2 separate regions of the Homo sapiens genome follow, and region 2 is linked to region 1. Evidence: read pairs that join two places in POLR2A ChIA-PET (ENCODE). Cell type or tissue: A673. All regions are shown on one strand. Each heading gives the region's core, and the rest is flanking DNA. Links, peaks and the distances in the headings are about the cores only. Region 1 has its middle 11 kb from the start of DSE. Region 2 overlaps DSE (dermatan sulfate epimerase).

The links. Peaks named below come from ENCODE experiments on the same cell type or tissue, not always from the same donor. Only the 100,000 strongest peaks of a DNase experiment are listed, where the experiment ranks them.
Region 2: POLR2A ChIA-PET joins it to region 1 with 7 read pairs; 8 of 35 experiments call an interaction of 5 or more read pairs at or near these places.

The regions. Positions count from the first base shown.
Region 1 is chr6:116,354,293-116,366,273 of GRCh38, forward strand. It overlaps a transcript of DSE not described here. Among named protein-coding and RNA genes, the nearest start is that of DSE, 11 kb to the right of the region's middle. In A673, for the core only: no CTCF peak of the experiment used is centred there; no DNase peak of the experiment used is centred there.
Region 2 is chr6:116,434,703-116,446,683 of GRCh38, forward strand. DSE (dermatan sulfate epimerase) reads left to right here. Exons shown (of 6, transcript NM_013352.4): 6 at 885-10,159. The coding sequence ends at 2,643. Among named protein-coding and RNA genes, the nearest start is that of CALHM6, 21 kb to the right of the region's middle. In A673, for the core only: no CTCF peak of the experiment used is centred there; a DNase peak (open chromatin) is centred at 4,289; H3K4me3 peaks cover 490 bases.

The DNA of each region.
Region 1 (11,981 bases), core at 1,903-9,902:
GCTACTAGGAGCTTAGACAACATAACCTCATGTGGACCTTACAACTGCTCTGGAGGTCAGTCATTGTTCTTGAGTCGGGCTCTTTTTTCTGGTATAAGAAACAGAGTCACCCCCTCATGCTGTCTCAAAAGGCATGAGTTATTTTAAGGGAGAGTGGGTGGAGGGTTTGTACAGTAAGGGAACCAGGAAGCTCATGGAATTGTCATACAATCTGGCCTTACAAGCACTTCAGTTACAACTCTGTCAAAATGGGAAGGGGCTCAAGAAACTTGCTTTTCCCATCTAAGGAAAGGATGGTATTTTCTGGCTTTTGGTGAGGTGATTTATCTTCAGAATGGGTCTAATCTGAAAACAGACCCCACTGGGCAGAAACATGAAATCCATGTTCATAATTATGTAAATGAAATGAAAATTACTTGCATTCTTATAACATCTATATAAAAATTATAATTTTCTGTTTATTTTCCCACAGTTTTTCCTGTAATTATATTTTTTGGTTACATTACTTTTTATAATAAAATAGTGACATGTTTTACATTACTTTTTATAATAAAATAGTGACAGGTTTTATAATAAAATAGTGACAGGTTTTATAAAAAGCCAATCTGTAATTGGCTTTTTAATGAAATGTGCTTTCCATGGAAATACGCCAAATTTGACACTGGTGTCAATTTCACTGTACTCATTCACATATATAATACACACTACACATTTTTACATAGACACATACATATATAAAGGCACACATACCTATATGCGTAATTCATTTAAGCATTTTTATTATTGGACACTTGAGTTGTTTTCAGTATTTTGCTAATTTAAACAACACCATGTTGAACAACTTTGCATACATACAGTTTCACACATACGTGCATATATTCTAAGGAGTGGAATTGCTGGATGCAAATTTACATACCTTTTAAAGATTTGTTACATATTTGTCCTCCGAATCCTCTCTCAAAGTATTGTACCAATTTATACTTCCCCCAGCATTATATGAGACTCACAATTTCTGTGTACCTTCCTCAAACCTTCACATTCTTCTAATTTGAGCACTTCAGGTATGACCAGACTGTAGAGCCTCAGGTTACTGCTTATTTACCAATTGTTTTTCAGCTGATACTTTTAAGCCTTCTACTCCAATTAGGCCACAGACTCCTATTTCCTTTCCTTTTAGGATAATGCTGGCTAGGGCTCATTTAGCCTAATTTCTGTTTTGTGCCCTAGTAGAGTAGCTTCCTTTGTCCATGCTTAAATGATTTCAGAAGTCTAAAAGCGAATTTTCCAATACATATACCCGCTTCTTTCATGTCAGTAAAATAAAAGCATTATGGGACTGCTCAATTTGATATGTTATCTCAACTAATCTGTTAATACTAAATTGCAGACACTCAAAGGTGAGAATCAGTCCTAGGAAGATTGTGAGCAACCAGTCTACAATGCAAATACTAAGCAGGCTCAAAAGCAGATCTATAACTACAGCTGCAGCTCCATCAAGGCAACAAGTGGACACATCCTGGCAAAGTACAATCTGACCTCCTTTGTTTTACATTTGCTCATTGTTCTTTAACACATTTTAACTTGAAAAAGTTAAATAGCCTTCAATAACAAGACAATTACACTGTCATAGAATTAGTGTTGAAATCTTCCAGCTCACATACTAGACAAAACATAGTTCGCCCAATAACTATCTGGAGGATCCCTGAAGAGGATGCTAACCACATGACTATTGCTTCCCTTATTCAACCCACCCCTGAATGGCATGAAGGCTGTTAGCTCAGAGTGAAGAGGCTTTTAAACGCTGTCCTGTAGATTGGTATGGACAGGCTGCACTTCCGATTTATCTAGAGAGATATAAGACATGATCCATGGCCAAGGTAATGGGGTGGGCTCAGACATTTTTAAGTTCCTCCAGTAATTTTGGTAAATAGTTCTAGTTTTTGGAACTATGGCTCAGAGCATCAAAGAGAAATGTAGCTCCTGCTCCCATCCTGTGAACTTTACACAACTGCCTAAAGCTATGATATCTAATATGGTAGACAGTAGCCACTAGGCACATGTGGCTATTGGCCACTTGAAGTATGCATAGCTAGTCAAGATTTCAAAGACTTACACTAAAACCATAATGTTTTGGACATAGGGGGTTACATAAAAGTATTATAAGACCTAATTTCATCTTTTTAAAAACATATTTTAATGTGGCAATAAAGCATTTAAAGTTACATAAGTGGCTTACATTATATTTCTACTGGACAATTTTGATCTAGAAGGCATAGGTTCCATAGCTCAGGAACTTTGAGTCATAAAATTTTAAAGTTATAGGAATCTTGTAGATGAAACAATTATCTCACTTTGCGAATGACGAAACAGGTACCCCATTGGTAAAGTGACTTATTCTGGTAACCTGAGTTGTTGGTAGAGCCAGGGTATTCCCGAATCCCACAACTCTGGATTTCCATCCAATGCTAGCTTCTCCCTCCCGTGCTGCTTGTCTTTGGCGACAGTAGCCACACTGAGTGTTTTAGGATTCCTAGAATTCTGAGGCATAGAAAGCCTCACCACTCATAGCCCCTGCTGTAGTCTCTGCTCACCAGATTCTGTTTGCATAACTAATGCGTCCAAATTCATTACTACAGAACCATAGTCATGCCCTTAAGCAGATGCCTCCTCTTTTCACCATCTCACATTATTAGTTTTGCCTCCACACGGAGCTATGGTTTAAGTGAGGCCTTAGTATCTTTGCAAAATATGGTTCCAAAAAACAAATTCTACTTATTTGAGTAGTGTGACATTCACTAATAATATTTCTCCCACCCGCATGTTTACTAACATTCTGGTTTTCTCTGGCATCCAGAGAACAATGTTTCTTCTTCTCCAGTACTAGTTAGAAGGATCAAGTGTTGATGGGTGGTGAGCCCCTCCCTGGCTCATGCCCTTTAGCCACAAAAACAAGTTATCAGCCGGGCACGGTGGCTCAAGCCTGTAATCCCAGCACTTTGGGAGGCCAAGGCGGGTGGATGACGAGGTCAGGAGATCGAGACCATCCTGGCTAACACGGTGAAACCCCGTCTCTACTAAAAATACAAAAAATTAGCCGGGCATGGTAGTGGGCACCTGTGGTCCCAGCTACACAGGAGGCTGAGGCAGGAGAAAGGCATGAACCCAGGAGGCAGAGCTTGCAGTGAGCCGACACCGCGCCACTGCACTCCAGCCTGGGTGACAGAGCGAGACTCCATCTCAAAAAAAAAAAAAAGTTATCTTTTTGCATGGCATCAGCAGAGCCTTGCTTATATAACAGTTATTTTAAGCCAAAAAATTGTTTTTCTTCTTTCTCATCTTTTAATAAAATATGTAAGAACTTTAATAGTGTTATTGGTAAGCATCCAAAATATTTAGAAACTACTTCCCCTACCACAGAAATATTTGCTGCTCTGAAGGGTGCAAAGGATCTACTTTCCCCAATGATTCCAAGCCAGTTGAGATTCATGCATATATGTCCCAAAATGTATTAAAATCCGCGTGCGCACGTGTGTGTGTATTTTTCAAAGTCAGTGCAGATGCATAGAAATGCCCGGCCCATGTCTGTTGCATTTTGATGTATTTCCTTCTGAATGCCTCAAGTTTAAGCTGATCTGTCAAGTATAGAATTTATAGGGAGTAATTAACCCAAGTCACTGATAAATTAAAATGTCCCTAGGCAAATAAGAGTATGTGAATAAATCTGATTTTTTAATGATTTCTTAGAACAGGTCACAGAAATACTTTCAATTTCAGTCCTTTACTGTCTAGTTGAATCCTTGCTGCTGGAAGAAGGCAGGCAAGTCTTCTTTGCCTTTCTTCAAAGCCTGGTATCCAATGCAGCAAAAATTCCTGATCATGAGTCTCTTTCCTACATGACTTGTAGGTGATTTTTTTGTTTGTTTGTTTTTTCTGCTACTGACTGTTTCTGATCATAGAGATCTAGGGCAATGACATTCACTTTGTGAATAGTAATAAATGAAAATGTCATGTTTGGAGATATAATATCACTACCATCTGTAATAGCAGACTGCAGCCTACATTGGCATAAATACTAGTGCCATACAATTATTTATAAATGGAGCTTTGTTGAGGGGAAGAGTTATTCTTTAATTAATAAAAATCTAAGACAAAGTGGTGATGGAATATGCCAGGTGTAGGGTAGAAAATGCAGTTCTTGGAAGTATCCTTCCCAGTGGCAGGAACTGAAGACTCCAGATCAACCAGGTGGACCTTTTCGTTGATGAGCTGATAGCTTCTAGGCTGTGGGGAACCTCAGGTGCCTTACAACTCCAACTACTGCAGAATTTCTTGTTGTGCCTCATAAACAAATGATCTTCCTATTGGAAGAGCTACGTGGTCCTTGGACAAACAAAGATAGTGTATTGCTTTAAACCTTATCTATTTGCTACAGTTTCCTTCTCCTGCCAATATGAGCATGCCTCTAAATGCCACAAGGTGTTTGAATTTAATCAAAGTTGGCTCTACTTTTGCCTTTTGTTTGGCTAAAGCATCAAGCCATCTTCTTGATGCTTTATTGTGTTTATCAGTCAGATTTATGTAGGTTAGAAAGCATTCAGAAGTCATTATTTCAGTTTCATAGTTCTTAGAGGTCTATACCCTTAAACTTTGAAAGTAAACATGAACAGTATCTCTCTACACATACACAGTAACCTCAGTGCAATGTTTTTAAGCTTCAAGTTGCAATCTATTAGTGGGTCTTGAAATCTATTTGGTTGATCAAATTCTCTTTCTTTTTTAATGAAATAGACTGAAATAAAAAATAGAAACATTGACTTCTGAAACTTTAATATATATATATTTCTATATCTTTATTGTCTATCTTCCTATTTATCATCTGCCTATCCATATTAGTTTTAGTTTAAAGAAAAGGTTTGAAGAAAATCTGCCTTAAGGGAACTCTCAGAAATAGATTATTAGAGTACATAACAATTCTTATGATTTCATGCTAGACTAAATAGGGAACACTTACTATACAAGCATTTGTAGGTTTGCCTCTATGATATCTTTCACAACTTCCTCCTTCTAAACCTCCATACTATTATTTTTTTAACGGTAGATTAGAAAAGGGGGTAATCATAAGTCTTAAGGATTTTAGTAATTGTTGTCAACCATCTATGATCAAATTTAAATATACTTTTCTTCCTATTTATAATTTTAGTTCAGCTACTGTAGTTATATAGCTTTTGTTTCCTATATATAGCAAATACTGTTTTAATATTAGTAAAATTCAGAAGCTTCTTGTCTAGGTTTAAATTTCAGAGAACGACAGCTGATAGATCAGGGATAAATAAAAGTTAGTATTATTCTTTCACACTCAGAATAAAAACTGTAATACAGATCATTAATTTCAGTACAGTGTATAGGACAGGTAATATGGTTAAGTGGAAACAGATAGGCTTTGCAATATTATTACAAATTAGGAATCTATAATACTTCCATTACTTTTCAAGCATATGCTAGCTCATCTATCGTTCTGAGTGTTGATGTAGCTCATTTTACTCACCAAATGGCATCTGTTGACTTGTGAGGCAAGATCTCTTAGGTTAGTTTGTTAAGCCATAGTCATTCTTAGTAGCATCCAAAGAAAGCACAGTTCATATGGCAACATTATTTTCAAATGATTCCCCACAAAATTGTTTTACTTAAAAACTTGCTTAAAGAGAAGGTATATTACACCATGGAATACTATGCAGCTATAAAAAGGAACAAGATCATGTCCTTTGCAGAGTCATGGATGGAGTCATTATCCTCAGCAAACTAACGCAGGAACAGAAAACCAAACACCGCATGTTCTCACTTATAAGTAGGAGCTGAATGATAAGAACACAGGGAGGAGAACAACACACACTGGGGCCTGTGGGTGACAGGGGAGGGAGAGCATCAGGAAACACAGCTAATGGATGCTGGGCTTAATACCTAGGTGATGGGTTGATAGGTGCAGCAAACCACCATGGCACACATTTACCTATGTCACAAAACACATCCTGCACATGTACCCTGGAACTTAAAATTTTTAAAAATTTTGAAAAAGGTAAGGAATATTTATCTGCATCTGCATCTGGAAAAAAAGTCATATCTTGACATGTATTTTAATATTTCATTTGTAATTTCCTGGTAATTTTACTTATTGAAACATGGGGAAAATATTCAAAAGCTAGTTTTTAAAAGACTTGAAAATAAAGGTCACACCATTATCCCTCTTTAAATAGAGCATGAATATTTGAATGAATTTACCAATTTAGTGTTAACTCTCAGTCCCTTTGTAACATTAGTGTGGATACTTAATATGTACATAAATTTGGAAAAGGTCGCCACGTTGGCCGCATCATAATTCTAATAAAGTCAGATGCTCAAATACCACTTTTAATAACTTTCCTATTAAGCCCCAGCACTTTAAAGATGATAGTTAATTTTGATTCTTCAGTTACTTATTCCTCTGTGATGAATTTGACATTTTTAATTTTTTTTTAATGCCTTGCATGCCTTGGGGAGAAAAGAAAAACTATGAGTTGAGTTTTCTGCTTTTATGTGCTAATATTTGTGCTGACTGCATGACAATTAAATTCACTGGTCAGAGTTCTGATGATTTGGGATACATTTTTTAAGATGCCATTTTTTACAGCTATTATTGTAAAATTTGAGGAAAATGACATCTATAATTTTTATCATAGAGCCATTTATATTCTAATATTAAAAGAGATTTTAAAATTATGTAACTGAAGTTTTTTGTTTTGTTTTTGTTTTTTTTGAGATGGAGTCTCGCTCTGTTGCCCAGGCTGGAGTGGCGTGATCTCGGCTGACCACAACCTCCGCTTCCTGGGTTCAGGCGATTCTTCTGCCTTAGCCTCCCCAGTAGCTGCGATTACAGGTGTACGCCACCACGCCTGGGTAACTTTTTCTACTTTTAGTAGAGGTGGGGTTTCACCATGTTGGGCAGGCTGGTGTCAAACTCCTGACCTTGTGATCTGCCTGCCTCAGCCTCCCAAAGTGCTGGGATTACAGGTGTGAGCCACTGCACCCGGCCGAATATAAGTTTTAACATCAAGAAATACCCATAGCTTCTTAGTTTATATGGCTTAATGAGCTTTTTTGAGATTTACAAAATAATCAGATTGTTTTCCAGAATTATTCCTGGACTCACAATTTGTAAGATTCTTTTAAAATATCTCAAGAGAGCTGGGTGTGATGGTGCACATCTACAGTCCCAGCTGCTCAGGAGGCTAAGGTGAGAGTATCACTTGAGCCCAGGAGTTTGAGGTTGTAGTGAGCTATGATCCTGCCACTGTACTCCAGCCTGGGCAACAGAGCAAGACCCCATCTCTGGAAAGAAAAATTTGTGTGTGTGTGTATCTCATAAGCCTCTGGCTGCTCTCCAAACTCTTATTTAGTCTTATCCAGTAGAAACACATTAACCATCAAATAAATCCTTGATTTTTACTGAAAAATAAAGAAGCTTATATTTAGCAAATGTACTATCACAATAGTACTTCTCAAAAAGTTCCTGTTTAATGCATTATGTCATCAACTGATTAATGAAAAGGGACTCACAACAAACGTGAGTCGTATCTGAAGCTACAAAATAGAGCTATTCTATCATCCTCCTTCTGATGAAAATTATCTAGACTATGTATTGTATTATATACATATTTTGTATATGTCATTATATTAAAATATATACCGTTTTAGACTGTAAAGACCCTCAGAGATATTCTGCACCAGTGGTTCTCAGATGGGATTCACTTTCAAAAGCTGTAAAACTTGTTTAGACTATGCATCCTGCAACAGGTAAACTGGAATCTCTGTGATAGGGCCCCAGGTATCAAAGGTTTATAAATTCCCTAAGTGATTCCAATATACAGTCTAAGTGTTAAGAACTATTGGCTTAGGCCAGTGGTCTTCAAACTCAAAGGTACATAAGAATCACCTGCAGAGTTTTTTAAAACATGGATTCCTGGCCCTCACCCCTAGAGAATCTAATTAAGTAGATCTGGGATTGGTCTGAAAATTTTCAAGATCTCAAGTGCTATGGACTGAATTTTGTTCCCCAAAATTCATATGTAAGCCCCAACCCCCAATGTGACCATATTTGGAAATAGAGCTTTTAGGATTAAAGAAAGGCAAAATGAGGTCATAAGGGTGGTGCCTTATAAGAGGGAGAAAGAGAAATCACTCTATCTCCATGTGCAGGCCACGTGAGAACATAGGCTACTGTCTGCAAGCAAGGAAGAGAACCCTCATCAGAAACAGAATTGGTTAGCACCTTGATCTTGAACTTCCTAGCCTCCAGCACCGTGAGAAATAAATTTCTATTGTTTTAGCCATCCAGTCTATGGTATTTTGTCATGGCATCCCAGGCTGACTAATGAATCAGTGATGCTAATAGCAGTGGTCCATGGACCATATTTTTGAGCACCTCTAGCCTAGGCCACATCCCCCAGAAATTTCGCTTTAATTTGTCTGGAGGTAGTACAGGGCATCATTTATTTTCCCAAAGTTTCCTGGGTGGTCCTAAAGTATAACCATACTTGAGAACAAATGAAGTAGAATGGTTTCTTCTATTTATAGCTAAGGACACTAAGACTCAAAAGAAGTTAAGTGATTTTCCCAAGTTATCATGGTTTATGCTACTGCTGATTTTTCCAAATGTACAGGGGAAGTAAAAACAGAATTTCTTCTAGGGTCAATTTAGTCCTAGAACCTAGAACTTTCAGTTTCCAGAATTAACCCATTAATTTCCCCCCAGACAACATTAAAATTTGTCAATTTCAGGCAGATTCATTTAAAGTAACTTTTCCATTATACTACAATCCAAGATTGTTGTATCCTATATCTATTTCTACTTTGTAACAGTTGCTTTTTTTTGCCACGTTTAATGACTGATCAGAAAGTGAGATATTTAAATATATATATACACACACACATATATGCATATATGTGTGTGCTTGTGTGTGTGTGTCTATATGATAGATACTTGCCACATGTTTAATGACTGATCAGAAAGTGAGATTTTAAAATATACATATATATACACATGTGTGTGCTTTGTGTGTGTGTGTGTATATATATATGATAGATACTTAGCTGATCTTCACACCACAACATTAATCTGCCCACCATGAACAGAAGCACTGCTATCAAGTATCAGCCTTCTTGTATAATAACAGGAAATTCAGAAAATTGATTCATGCAATAAAAAGATGGAAATTTATTAGAACTTTTAAATACCTTAATTCCCAGGTATAATCAGAGGAAAAATAACTCAAGATGGGTGAAAGTTTATTAAAGATTTCACCTCAAGGACAGGCATTTAGTTAGATAGTGATTTTACATATGTAGTGATGTGAACTTACATTGTTCATATATCGGGGAGAAATTACATCATAAGTAAAACAACACATTAAGCTTAACGCTGCTAAATGAAAGGTGCCATCCCCTGCACATTCTGAGTAGGCACTTGATTTCTTTCAAAAATCAACCTTATTTCTTCTTAGGCACTGATATTTTGTTAATGGAGCAAATGAATCTACATTTTTTCATAAATTGCCAGAGTTAATATGAAATATGCACTTCCCAAAAGGAGAAGTTAGTTGTACATTTTTGGCCAATGATTCAGCAAGGAGAAGTGAGAAAAAGAAAATCTGGCTAGGAATCAGGAGGCTTGACTTCTCCTTCCACTTCTAACTAATTAGCAGCAAAAACTGGTAACAGTCCCCATCTATGTTAACCTTGGTTTCTTTGTAAAACAAAATGGTTAGAATATAATTATTCCAAGTTTCCTTATACTTTTCTCACTTAGATGACAAATACTTCTAAGGAATGCTGTGTTTTTTGTTTGTTTGTTAAACTGTTGTTGGGTTTTTATTTTGTTATTTTAACATTTTTTTAAAATGGCAGTGTTTCCATTTGGCCAAGATGAGTAAAAATGGCAAAATCAAAATGTCACTATTAAAAAATCAAAAATGAAAGAAAACATGGAAAAAGAACCAGTGTGTATTCTTTGGAGTTTGGTGAGAAAGGACATAGAAACATGTCACTAGACTACATACTTAAGTTTAACATCAGCAAACTGTCGACTATTTCCCATCTAAAAGATACTATAAATGCAAAATAGCCAAGATTTTCTTTGCCTGACACGGGTAATCTCATCAGCAGAAGAAAAGGCCTGAGCAGAAGGAGAAGTCTGAATGGCCTGGCTGTTAAATGTTTTACTGGAATTCACTATGTGTAATACTCAGGCAGCAGAAACTTGAAGTGAAACATTAACTGCAATATGAAGTCAACTTCACTAGTTCAGCCAGTATTGACATCAAATATTATTTTTCCCAAACTGCATATCCAACAAAAGTATTTAGAAAGAAATACATTAGTGAGCTTGAGTTAATAAAAACTAATCTTCACAATATTTTATATAATTAATAAACCAGAAGAAATGTGGCAAATAAACATATTCTCTAATTAATACTTCCTTTGGTTCAAGTACCTGTTTAGTAACACTTTTTTTTTTTTTTTTTTTTTTGACACCGAGTTTCACTCTTGTTGCCCAGGCTGGAGTGCAGTGGTGTGATCTCGGCTCACTGCAACCTCTGCCTCTTGGGTTCCAGCAATTCTCGTGCCTCAGCCTCCTGAGTAACTGGGATTACAGTGTGCGCCACCATGCCCGGCTAATTTTTTGTGTGTGTTTTTAGTAGAGATGGGGTTTTGCCATGTTGCCCAGGCTGATCTCGAACTCCTGGGCTCAAGCAGTTTGCCTGCATTGGCCTCCCAAAGTGCTGGGATTACAGGTGTGAGCCACCTCACCCAGCCTATTTAGTAACACTCTATAAAACAGTGGTTCCAAACTTTTGGTACATTGGAATCACAGAGTTTTAAACACCTCAAACTTTCTAATTTGGTTGGTACAGACTATAACTGGGGCATCGGAAGTTCTTTTTTTGTGGGGGGGATGGAGTCTTGCTCTATCGCCCAGGCTGGAGTGCAGTGGTGCAATCGGCTCACTGCAAGCTCCGCCTCCTGGGTTCACGCCATTCTCCTGCCTCAGCCTCCCAAGTAGCTGGGACTACAAGCACCCACCACCACGCCTGGCTAATTTTTTGTATATTTAGTAGAGACGGGGTTTCACCATGTTAGCCAGGATGGTCTCGATCTCCTGACCTCGTGATCTGCCCATCTCGGCCTCCCAAAGTGCTGGGATCACAGCCGTGAGCCACCGCACGTGGCCGGAAGTTCTTAAAGCTCTCCAGATGGTTCTAATGTGCAGCAAAGTTTGGGAAGCACCACTACGTAGCATTGGTTCTAACTCTGGCTGCACATTGGAACTATCTCGTACCTTTAAAAGCATATGGGGTATCTGGACTTCATCCTAGAAGGAATTAAATCAGAATTTCTAAGAGTACAACTAGGCATTGGTGTGTTTTGGGTTCTCCCAAGTGATGCTAATATGCACCCAGGGGTTAGAATTACTATTATAGAATACTGCCACGACAATCCTTATCTCCTCCTGAAGAGCACAGAAGGCTTGATTTCCAAACTATTGCAAAAACTGGCATGACCTCAACTACTTTTAGCAGGGTTCTGAGAGGTAGGGTATCACTCACCTTAATTGCTTCAGATCCTGCCTGAAAAATGCCCAGGCATGTTCCAGTCCACACAAGACTGATTCCAAAGGGTGTATCTCTCATTGACAGCCCCTAGAACCATTCTAAGTTATGACAATAAACACCTACTTACTGAGTTCTCATTCCTTGGCAGGTATTTTATATACAACGTTTGGTTTGCTCCTTCCAGAAACTGTATGAGAAAAGTTTGCATATCAAAATCCTACTGATGAGAAAGTGGAACTCAACAATGTTAAATGACTTGCCTGCCTAAGGTCACACAGTTAGTGACAGAGTCTAGATTTCAGCCTAGTTTTGTTCAACTTCAAAGTCCTTGCTCTTATT
Region 2 (11,981 bases), core at 1-8,000, 79 kb after region 1:
TTAATTAAGCCAACATTATACTAGACCTAAGTAGAGATATAATTTCTGATGTCTTGAAACTGAGACTCTAGAACAACAGATGAAACAGTCAATATCAAACACCAATAAGATTAACTCTAGGTGATTGATTTACTTTAGGGAAAAGTACATAGTGCTAATAATAAACATTTATCATAAATGAAAATAAGAAGTCATTTATTGTCCAAGAAGCATGGCATCATCTGCAGATTAAAACAAAACCAAACCTTTGGACCTGGCTGGTCAGTAGTAGGCACAATTATAAATCCCTCAATATAAGACAGTTTGCTGAAACTTCATCCATTTATATTCTGAGATGTGGTGTTGGTGATACATTTTATCTAATATGTGAAGTTCTCCTCTATTTCAGTTTATTTTTTCAAGGAAAAAAATCTTGAGGGAGAACTCTTTTCAATACCAAACATTCAATAATATCAGTTACTGCAGAACTATACTTTATTACAACTCAAGGCTTGTTAGAGTCCAGATTCTAACATGGCATTTCTAGAAGAGGAGCCCCTCAACCAGAAATTTGGATGAAGTGCTTAAATCCATGAGGCCCAGTAGTTTGAATGGTCACTCTGACATCATCAAGTGAAGATAGTCCATGTAGAGATTAGAGCAGAAATCATTTCGGGCCCAAACCCAAGGATCACAAATGATAAAGAAATATTCCTCTTCCAGTCACCAAGGGTTTCCCTTTGTGCATACTGGTTGTCCTTGGATATTTTTAGAATTGTCCCTAATATACTCTGCACTGCCAGTGCTCTGGGTAGCATTTGTGTGTCGCATCTTCCACATTACCATGTTATGTGTTATTTTCACTGCCATCAGAAAACCATTTAATTTTTCAAAATTAATTTCAGGTATGATGGCAGCTTGAAATCGGTTCCTCCTCCAGACTTTGGCACCCCTACACTGCATTATTTTGAAGACTGGGGTGTCGTGACTTATGGAAGTGCACTACCTGCAGAAATCAATAGATCTTTCCTTTCCTTCAAGTCTGGAAAACTGGGGGGACGTGCAATATATGACATTGTCCACAGAAACAAATACAAAGATTGGATCAAAGGATGGAGAAATTTTAATGCAGGGCATGAACATCCTGATCAAAACTCATTTACTTTTGCTCCCAATGGTGTGCCTTTCATTACTGAGGCTCTGTACGGGCCAAAGTACACCTTCTTCAACAATGTTTTGATGTTTTCCCCAGCTGTGTCAAAGAGCTGCTTTTCTCCCTGGGTGGGTCAGGTCACAGAAGACTGCTCATCAAAATGGTCTAAATACAAGCATGACCTGGCAGCTAGTTGTCAGGGGAGGGTGGTTGCAGCAGAGGAGAAAAATGGGGTGGTTTTCATCCGAGGAGAAGGTGTGGGAGCTTATAACCCCCAGCTCAACCTGAAGAATGTTCAGAGGAATCTCATCCTCCTACATCCACAGCTGCTTCTCCTTGTAGACCAAATACACCTGGGAGAGGAGAGTCCCTTGGAGACAGCAGCGAGCTTCTTCCATAATGTGGATGTTCCTTTTGAGGAGACTGTGGTAGATGGTGTCCATGGGGCTTTCATCAGGCAGAGAGATGGTCTCTATAAAATGTACTGGATGGACGATACTGGCTACAGCGAGAAAGCAACCTTTGCCTCAGTGACATATCCTCGGGGCTATCCCTACAATGGGACAAACTATGTGAATGTCACCATGCACCTCCGAAGTCCCATCACCAGGGCAGCTTACCTCTTCATAGGGCCATCTATAGATGTTCAGAGCTTCACTGTCCACGGAGACTCTCAGCAACTGGATGTGTTCATAGCCACCAGCAAACATGCCTACGCCACATACCTGTGGACAGGTGAGGCCACAGGACAGTCTGCCTTTGCACAGGTCATTGCTGATCGTCACAAAATTCTGTTTGACCGGAATTCAGCCATCAAGAGCAGCATTGTCCCTGAGGTGAAGGACTATGCTGCTATTGTGGAACAGAACTTGCAGCATTTTAAACCAGTGTTTCAGCTGCTGGAGAAGCAGATACTGTCCCGAGTCCGGAACACAGCTAGCTTTAGGAAGACTGCTGAACGCCTGCTGAGATTTTCAGATAAGAGACAGACTGAGGAGGCCATTGACAGGATTTTTGCCATATCACAGCAACAGCAGCAGCAAAGCAAGTCAAAGAAAAACCGAAGGGCAGGCAAACGCTATAAATTTGTGGATGCTGTCCCTGATATTTTTGCACAGATTGAAGTCAATGAGAAAAAGATTAGACAGAAAGCTCAGATTTTGGCACAGAAAGAACTACCCATAGATGAAGATGAAGAAATGAAAGACCTTTTAGATTTTGCAGATGTAACATACGAGAAACATAAAAATGGGGGCTTGATTAAAGGCCGGTTTGGACAGGCACGGATGGTGACAACTACACACAGCAGGGCCCCATCACTGTCTGCTTCCTATACCAGGTTGTTCCTGATTCTGAACATTGCTATTTTCTTTGTCATGTTGGCAATGCAACTGACTTATTTCCAGAGGGCCCAGAGCCTACATGGCCAAAGATGTCTTTATGCAGTTCTTCTCATAGATAGCTGTATTTTATTATGGTTGTACTCTTCTTGTTCCCAATCACAGTGTTAGCACTGAAGCTATAAATTACCTGGTCATTTTGTGATCACAAGAGTCTATGCAAAAAAAAAAATTTCTTTACCCCAGATTATCAGATTTTTTTCCCTCAGATTCATTTTAACAAATTAAGGGAAGATATTTTGACACAAGAAAGCAGGAACGTGGAGAAATTGGAGCAGGAAAAGAAATTATCAAAGCAATAGAAATAGCTTGGTGGTCCTATGGTGTTTTTGGAAGTATTTGGCATTGCTAATTGAGCAGTCCATATAGTACTACTTTTAGAAGAAACAAAAAGTCTATTTTTTAAAGTAATGTTTTTTCTTATGAGAAAAAGGTTTAGATAGAATTGGGTTTTATTAATATTAATTTAATGCTATTAGCAATTTCCATATACTATATTGTGGAAAAGACTGAAGAATACAATTCTGAGAAATATAAAAAAATTTTAATGGTATACTCATGTTGAAAGATAAATGTTGCTAAGTCCTGGTATGATGGTGTGAGCTTCCTTGGGGAAGTACTTCTTGAGTTATGTAACTAACAGGATGTTTTACTACAGATCTGGATGGCTATTCAGATAACATGGCAAAAAATGATAGCAGAAGATCATTAAAAACTTAAAATATATTTTATTAGAAAACATTTATCTATGAATGAATATTTCCTTGATGCTGGTCTCTGCACACATATGCTTGGTTACTTGCATGCATTCATTGGTTGTTCAATAAGTGAGATGATTACAGATAATACTGTATTTTCCTTATATGGAAAACCGTTATAGACCCAATAACAACTAAACCTTTCAAAAGAAAATATTTTCTATTATGAATGTTGATTTTCATACCAAAGAAGATGGAGAGTCTAAAATTTGGATATGATTCTTATGTTTTTTTAATAGAAAACCTTCTTCAAGTTTATTTTCCTAAATAAACATCATAATTGTGAATTTTCTCTAGTATTCTTCTTCTTTGTTCCATTATATTCAAAATGCATTAACATTTTCCAAAATTTTTGAAGAGAGATCTTTATTTGGACGTGTATTCATTAAATATATAAAGTAGTGTTTGAATCAAAAGAAGTATTTTCTCTGCTTATTAACCTTAATTGTTGTTTAAGCATATTTTAAATATTTAAAACAATAGCCAATTCTGATATTTAAGTAGCACCCAACTTTTAAAAGCATAAAATTTTCAATCAACTCCTCAGAAGGTAACAGCAGCATAGAATACTAGAAAAATAATCCATAGTTTCTACTTGAGCATAAGAAAATGATATACTTAAAAGGAACTTAATAAATTATCATACATTCAGCATATTTGAGTCATATATTTCTCCTTTGAAACAAAATATGTTCAGCTCAAATTTTACAGTAAGGACACACTCACTGATTTATAGGTGTAAAGTAACAACAGTAACCTTTCCTCTTACTTGCTCTTTTAGTTCACAGCAATACCAGTATGTAACCAAAAGACAAGCTAGAGAAACTTTTAAGTACCTTTCTGCAGTTCTAATTTGAACCTTCTTGCATAAAGAAAACACAAGTTTGACTTTTAACTGTGCTTCACTTATTATGCTTGGAATCTAGAAAACGACTTCTGAGGAAGTAATTTTTTTCCCCTCTCATGGAAAGTCTCTAGGGAGGATGTCATTACACACTGTTTAAAAGAATAATGTTTTCAAAAGAATAATGCTTCCGTTTGTCCTGCATGGATGCTCTTACTAGGATTTAAACTTGCTTTATGTGACAGATTCTCCATTTACTTAACCTCACTCAACATTCCTCTCTTTTACTCTTTCTCACTCAAAAGGATGAACTGTCTGAAATGATCAAAAGGAAATTTTGAAAGAAAAAAAAAAGGAAAATTATTCTTTGAGGTTACCAAGCAAACCTGATCTCAGATCCAAACTGAGACATACTTTCTAACAGAGATGAAAAGTGCAAGTGAGTGCCAAACTCGCTTTTCTTTTGTTTTCATTAGGTTAAGGCTTGACAATACGTTAGTCGCCACAGCATGATCCAGTGTAACATATTAGTTCATTTTAAAGTAGTCTTTTTAAAATACGCATCTTTAAAACAAAATGAATTAAAATTATGTGTTTTTTTTTTTTCTTCTAATGAACCTGGTATTTATTTCCTTAAAAAGAAACTTCCTCAGGCAGTGACTTAAGTGGTTAAGTGAAAAAAAAAAATGCTGAAACAAATCACCCCTCTTCATAATGAAACATGTTTTTTTTAATCAGGGATAGTGCATATTTGAGTAAAACTAGGGAACTTTTTGTAACTTGAAAACAAAGCAATGTTAAATCTCCCTTGAAACTGAGTAATCAGTTATGGAATCTGTTTCAATGCTGCTCACTATGACAGGAATGTTTCAAGTTCATTTGATAATATGTGAGCTGTTGTTCAGGGGATTGGCAGGACTCTTGGTCCTAGCCTTAAAGAAAATTTGAGAATCACTAGCATACAGAGCTTGTCAGTGCAGTAAAAGTGGTATATTCCTGGGAAGCTGAGGTGGGAGTATTGCCTGAGCTTAGGAGTTCTGTGCTGCAGTGAGCTATGACTGTGCCACTGCACTCCAGCCTTGGAGACAGAGTGAGACCGTGTTTCTCTCTTTTTTTTTTTTTTAAGTATATTCCCTTGTTTATAACTGATTAGCTTATTTCAGTTGATGGTAGATGAGACCTATGGTGGTGGATGAGACCCAGAATTTTCAGAGAGAACATTCTTTTGACAACATTGTTTTAATCGTCAAAGTCAGGTGGAAGACCGTGTTCTGGAACTATTTTAATTGTTAAAATGTATCACCTAAGATAATGAATTCTTCCACAAATATTTTAGTCATAGTTTTTAAGTACCACGTATTCTAAGGTTATCAGAAAATATGTCTTAACAGAATGTTTTGCATACTGAATAATTTGTTTTTGAAAAGGAAAATTTACATTTGACTTACTCAGTTTTTAAAAAATTATTTTTATTTCTAGAGACACGGTCCTTTCTGCATCACCCAGGCTGAAGTGTAGTGGCGTGATCGTAGCTCACTGCAGCCGCAAACTTCCCATCTTAAGCGATTCTTCTGCCTCAGCCTTCCAAAGTACTGGGATTAGAGGCATAGGTCATCATGCCCGGCCAAGTTAAAAAAATTTTTGATAGTTCACAAACCACTCACAAAAGAATCTGAAATTTCTCCAAGTGTTAAGAGAAAGCAAGCTATGAAATGCTATATTTGTAGGCTTAAAAGTAAATTAGTGTGTTTTCTTAAAAATCTAAACCAAGATTAAAATGAATATAGTCATAGGTATGAGGGGCATGTAATTTATCTTCCGACTGGAGATACCTTTGAGAGTTAAAGGAGGAGCAATTAATTGTTATTCCAGGACAACAGATATAAATCGAGATTATACTAGGTGAACTGGGACATATGGTCATCTTTGTCATAGCTTAATTCAGGAAAAAAGGAGTTAGGGAAGTCTGAAGGTCTAACTCAAAGTTTGATGCTTTTTAAGCAAGTTTAGGGAACTTGAGATGACCTGATTGAGACCCCTAAATCTACAGATGAGGAAAGCAAGCCTCAAGCAAGGGGGGCCTGATCCTTTCCCTGTTCGCTGTGTATTCCCTGTCTGTGGCAAAGCCCATTGCCTTGATTCTCTTCTCTTTACTTTCATGTTGAGAAGTAGTTTCTTTCTGCAGTTTATTTAATTTACTGGCAAAATGACGTATTTTTTTTTCAGCAATGTTTCAGCTAGATATTTGCTTTATGCATGTAATGTCAATGAAGTACTCATAAGTTTTCAAGAAATGACTGATATAAATCATGTGTTCCACTACATAGTCTAAATATTTAGTATTTGGTCATCTATTTTAATATGTTCAAATTCTGTTAAACAAGACATAGTCACTATGTGAAGAATAAAAATAGACAAAGTTGCATTATGACTTTTCTTCTTGCATATACAGTTTCCCTCTTGGTTTTGGGATTTTTTTAATTGAAGTTTTATTTGGCATAAATTATGAACATACATGATTGAAAAAGTATAGTACTAGAAGCCTTATTTAAAAAACAAAACAATAAATTATCTGTCCCTTCCCCTCTCATTCTTAGTTTGTACTTCCCAGAAGTAACCAATTTCTAATTCTTTTGGCTGTTACATATATTGTGTACTTGTTTACAATAAGGTCTAAAACTGCCTACTAATGAAGCTTTAGCTCTCTTACCCATTCTTTATACTTATTGGAAGATAATAGGTGCTATGGAAGGAAAAGTCAGGGTAAGGAGACTGGGAAGAGGAGGCCATAATTTTAAATGTGGTGATCAGGTTAGGCTTTATTGATGTCTCCACTTCCATTCTCTGTGTCATTTTGAAAATCTATTTGCTGTTAATTTAATGGGGTTTTAGGAAGGAACTGAAGGAAATTTATATATTGAGTGCAGTATGTTTAAATGGAAGTCCCACAGCACTTTTCAGTTGAGTTAACAAATAACGAATGACAATAACATGTTTACAGAGCATCTACTATATGCCAAGTATTGTTTTAGGAACTGAAGATATGGTAGAGAATAGGAATAATAAAAGCTGGCCCTTGTATAGTTTATGTTCTAGTGGGAGCAAATAATAACAGTAATAGTGCAGGATGTCAAGTAGTGGTAAGTACTGTGGAGAATAAAGCAAGGGGAGGGGATGTAAGGTGATGGTGAATTGGTACTGTCCCATAAACAGTGGTTTCTGATGTGATTACTTATGATCAGACACTTGAAAGAAATAAGGGAATGAATCACAGGGACATCTAAGAGAGAGGAGCATTCCAGATAGAACAGCAGTTCGAAGGCCCTGAGCTCAGTATGTGTTTGGTGTATTTAGGACTAGGAGGCCAGTGTGGCTAGAGCAGAGTGGGGGAGGGGAGGGTGATAGGAATAGGATCAGATCATACATGCTCTCACAGACTGCAGCAAAGACTTGGATTATGAGTTGGGGAGTCAGTTGCAATGAACTGAGATGTGGCTGACTGCAGGAGGAATAAGTAGTAGGAAGCGGGTCCAGGAGGTTGTTTTAGCCATGTTAAGTTTAAGATACTTTCTAAAAATCCAAGTGGAGATGTACCAGCCTGGAATCCAGGGGCAGGCTGTGGCTGAAGATGTAATTGTTGGTGCCTTCTTAAAGGTTAAACAGAAATTTACTAGCTGTGTGAGAGGAGAAGTGCATTCTGGGTAAATGGAATAGAATAAAGAAAAAAGTACGAAAAAGCAAACCTGGTTCAGGAATTCTCCAGACTGGTGGTGTTGGCCCACAGGGTGTGTGATGGAGAATGGGTGAAGATGAAACTGAAAAGGCAAGCAGGGAGGCTATTGTGCAGGACTTTGTAGGACATGCTAAGGAATCTGGACTTTATTCTGCCATGAGGCTGCTCAACCATTTTTATGCCTCAGCATAACTGAGGGCTACAACATAACACCCATCACTCAACAAGCATGGCAGCGATTTTCATGGGATAGGAAATGTGTATGGGAGCAAAAGGGACATGGGTGAGGGGTGTTGATGATGCCACATATACCTGTGTGTATGTGAAACTTTGAAAAATCCCTGAGATGGCTCTGATATGCCCCCCATATTCCATATGTTTACTCCCTGGGGTGAGGTGGGGCAGGGAGGGGGTACCCTCTGCTTAGAAATCGCTGCAAGCAATGGCAAGCCATTAAAGAATTTTCTTTTTAAATAATCAGATTTGCATTTTAGAAAGGCAATTTTAGCTTCAGTGTAGAGAGTGGACCCAATGGGGAAGAGGTTAGGAGACCATTTCCATAGTCTGGGTAGAAGACAATTAGCTCCTTGAATAAGTCTGGAGAGGGAATGTTTAACTCCTAGCCCACAGGCAAAATGTGTGGCCAAAGGAATGAATATTTTGTGGAAGTATTGATCAGAAAGATAATGAGTCAAGGATCCCTAATGGTATATATGTCTGAGTCTTATTTAATATAAGAAGAGCATGGTTGCCTGCCATGGCTCTGCTGCCGTCACCCTGGCTATCCCTTAATAAGCCCAGGAAATTGTTCAAATATTTCTGCCATTTGTGTTTTCAGCTTGCCTTGTTCAGGGACTTCACATAGAATGGTATAACTGGAGTACAGGGTGTGTATGTAGTGGCGGGTGATAGAAAATTAGACTGGAAAAGTAGACCAGGCTCCAGGGCAGGAGGGTCTCTTTTCCTCACTCCATTTAATTTAAAAAAGAAATAGTTTCAATTATATAAGCATTGTGATTAATGCAGGCAGTTGGAGTACTTTCTAAATCAGAAAAGTAAAAGTGCTGCTCCTTCTGCATATCTCTAGAAATTTGTTATGGGGAAGTCTTTATCAAAGAATGTCCCTATGATTTCAGTAGAATTTCTTAAGAAAAGAGCTTCTAAAAACATTCAGTCAGCCCAGCACATTCCAAATTAAATAATGAGAAGTGTGTTTAGTATTTATTTAGGAATTCTTTTCTGAACAAAAAAACGTTTTCAATGGTCTAGGCACTTCCTTTTTCTTCCAAAGAAATGGTAATAACAGGACACTAGAAGTACCTTTCTGTGTAAAGCAAACATCTTGTCAGTTTTCCTTACTTTGTACTTTTCAGTCTCTGCTGTTTACCATTTTTGTCCAGGATCAGAGACCTCCAGTAAAATAAAAGGAATTTCTGTTTATTGTCTCCTTGATAATCTTGATTTCTAAACTCCTTTACTCCTCTCTTGAAGGTATTTGTTTTACTGACAAAAGAATGGATCCAGGTCATTTAGTAGAGTTCTGAAGAGAATTCTTAGAGCACTCTATATATTCAAACCTCCGTATTTTTTGATACAAAAAGGACTGATGAAAGGGAGACGTGATTCTTTTGAAAGATTAATTCACAGAATTTTTTATCACAGTTGAAATATCAATTGCAATAACAACTGAAAACTGATTGCTATTACTGAACACTGCCCTTAGGTGGCTCACTCTTAGAAGACACAAAGTCACTGGACTACAATCCTTTAGGGCAGGGATTGTGTCTCTTGCTCGTTGTATATACATGGTTCTTACACAGTGCCTGGCATTCAAAAAATGCATTCAGAAAAATTTGGTATTCAAAAAATGCTTGATGAATTGACTGACTGCCTGAATGAATAAATAAATTGGTGGATTAATGACTGAATGGAGTACAGAAGACTGTGGTCCCAGAAGACCTTAACATTGAGCTTGCTGCAGACTGAATGTTTGCCTCCTCTCAAAATTAATATGTTGAAACCTAATCCTTAATGTGATAGTATTAGGATGTGGGGCCTTTGGAAAGTGATTAGGTTATGAAGGTGGAGCCCTCGTGAATGGGAGTAGTATCCTTATAAAAGATACCCCAGAGAGGTCCCTTGTCCCTTCCAACATGTGAGGCTACAGTGAAAAGATGGCCATCTGTAAACCAGGAAGTGAGTCCTCACCAGATACCACATCTGTTGTGCTTTGATCTTGGATTTCCCTGTCCCCAGAACTGTGGTAAATAAATTTCTGTTGTTTGTAAGCCACCTAGTCTATGGTGTTTTTGTTATAGCAGCCTGAATGAGATAAGATAGAACATAGTTCTTATAATGAGCTAACATCACTAACCTCTCAGTTAGCTGTGAACTGTGGCCCTGAGAGATGCTCCAGCTAGATCCTAGAGCTGTTTCAACACTGTCACCTCTGAGCTATGTGGAGGCCTAAAATTCAATCTCCAGGACAGGGTACATGTGAAAGACAGATGTTAACAAGGTAAGCAAGCAGCTGCTTATATGATTGCTAAACACAGGGTGGTCCCAAGTGGGATCGAGAGCCCAGATTCCAAAGCACAACTTAAAATAACACACCATTTGTGTGAGATGTTGTAAACCACCAGTAATCAGCAGACTGTTGCTAAACTTCAGCCATTGCCCATAAGAATGCCTTGTGAGTTCATGACACTGTGCAATCGAGAAAGCATAGCCATGCCAGCAAAGCAGACTTCCTAGAGAACATAGGACAATGTGGTGTGGGTGTCAAGGGTGTGGGCAAGCAGTGTGGTTGGGAGGGTTGGTTATTCAGCTGGCTTTTCTGCGACACCTGCACACGTGGAGAGTCAACCATGGCACCTGTTGCCTAGTGCATGTTTTAAGAGTCTTATGGATGATGAGAGGACCTTCGTGAATTCACTACTGAAGATAGGTCATTTTTAATTAAAAAAATTATTTGGATGTCAGAGGAAGAAGTAGGGAATGAAAGAATATAATTCTGTAAAAGAAGTTTTGTTTCTTAAATGGTATGCAATGAGCCCACATGCAGGCTTATTTTATAAAATGTGCTAAAATTCATAAAAACATTGCCTAGTCCAAGTTTACGCCATTATTATGCTAAAGCTTACTAGATAGCAATGATAATAGCAGTCTTACTGAAGCCTAGCAAAGTTTGAAGAAATTTGTACGCATCTGCATACTGTAAGGAAAATAATAGCTACAGCCCCATCTTATAAATTAGGAAGCTAGGTTCAGAGAGGCTAAGAACTGTGACCAGAGACATACAGCCAACAGTAATTATGGATTAGAGCATAAAACTCAAAATAAAACAATGTCTAAACTTGAATTTTAATTATTTAGAGTGCTCAAAATGCTACATTATAATCATTAAAAATACTGAGTTATAAGCATAGTTACATCAAAACTATTAAACTTTCACCATAATTGTTTGCCTTTAATCTCATGAAACTTAAGTGAACAAGCAAAAAAATTGTCAAAGTAGATTATCTTTGTTAAAGATAGACTACTGGGCCAGGTGATGTACCTCACACCTGTAATCCCATACTTTGTGGGGCTGAGGTGGCGGATAGCTTAAGCCCAGGAATTCAAGACCAGCCTGGGCAACATGGTGAAACCCTGTCTCTTCTAAAAATACAAAAATTAGCTGGGTGTGGTGGTGCACGCCTGTAGTGCCAGCTGCTGTGGAGGCTGAGGTGGGAAGATTGCTTGAGTCCCAGGAGGCAGAGGTTGCAGTGAGCCAAGATCAGGCCTCTGCACTCCAGCCTGGGCACAGAGTCAGGTCCTATCTCAAAAAAAAAAAAAAAAAAAAAGACTACTGAACATCCTCACATTTTAGAAATTACTATAACTATTTGTCATAGTTTAGGATCCTGCAGCACAGCCTACAGACATCATAAAATAATCAGTTGCAAAACCAGACTTCTGCTTTTTGTGTCTACTCTCATCTTGCACCCAAACTGTGAGTCACTTTGATTGAGCTTCATAAACATAAAAGCAAATTATTTACTAATATATTTATCTGCAGTCTCCATCTCTTAATTTAGTATTGTTTCCTGGACTTTTAAGACTGTCATAAATG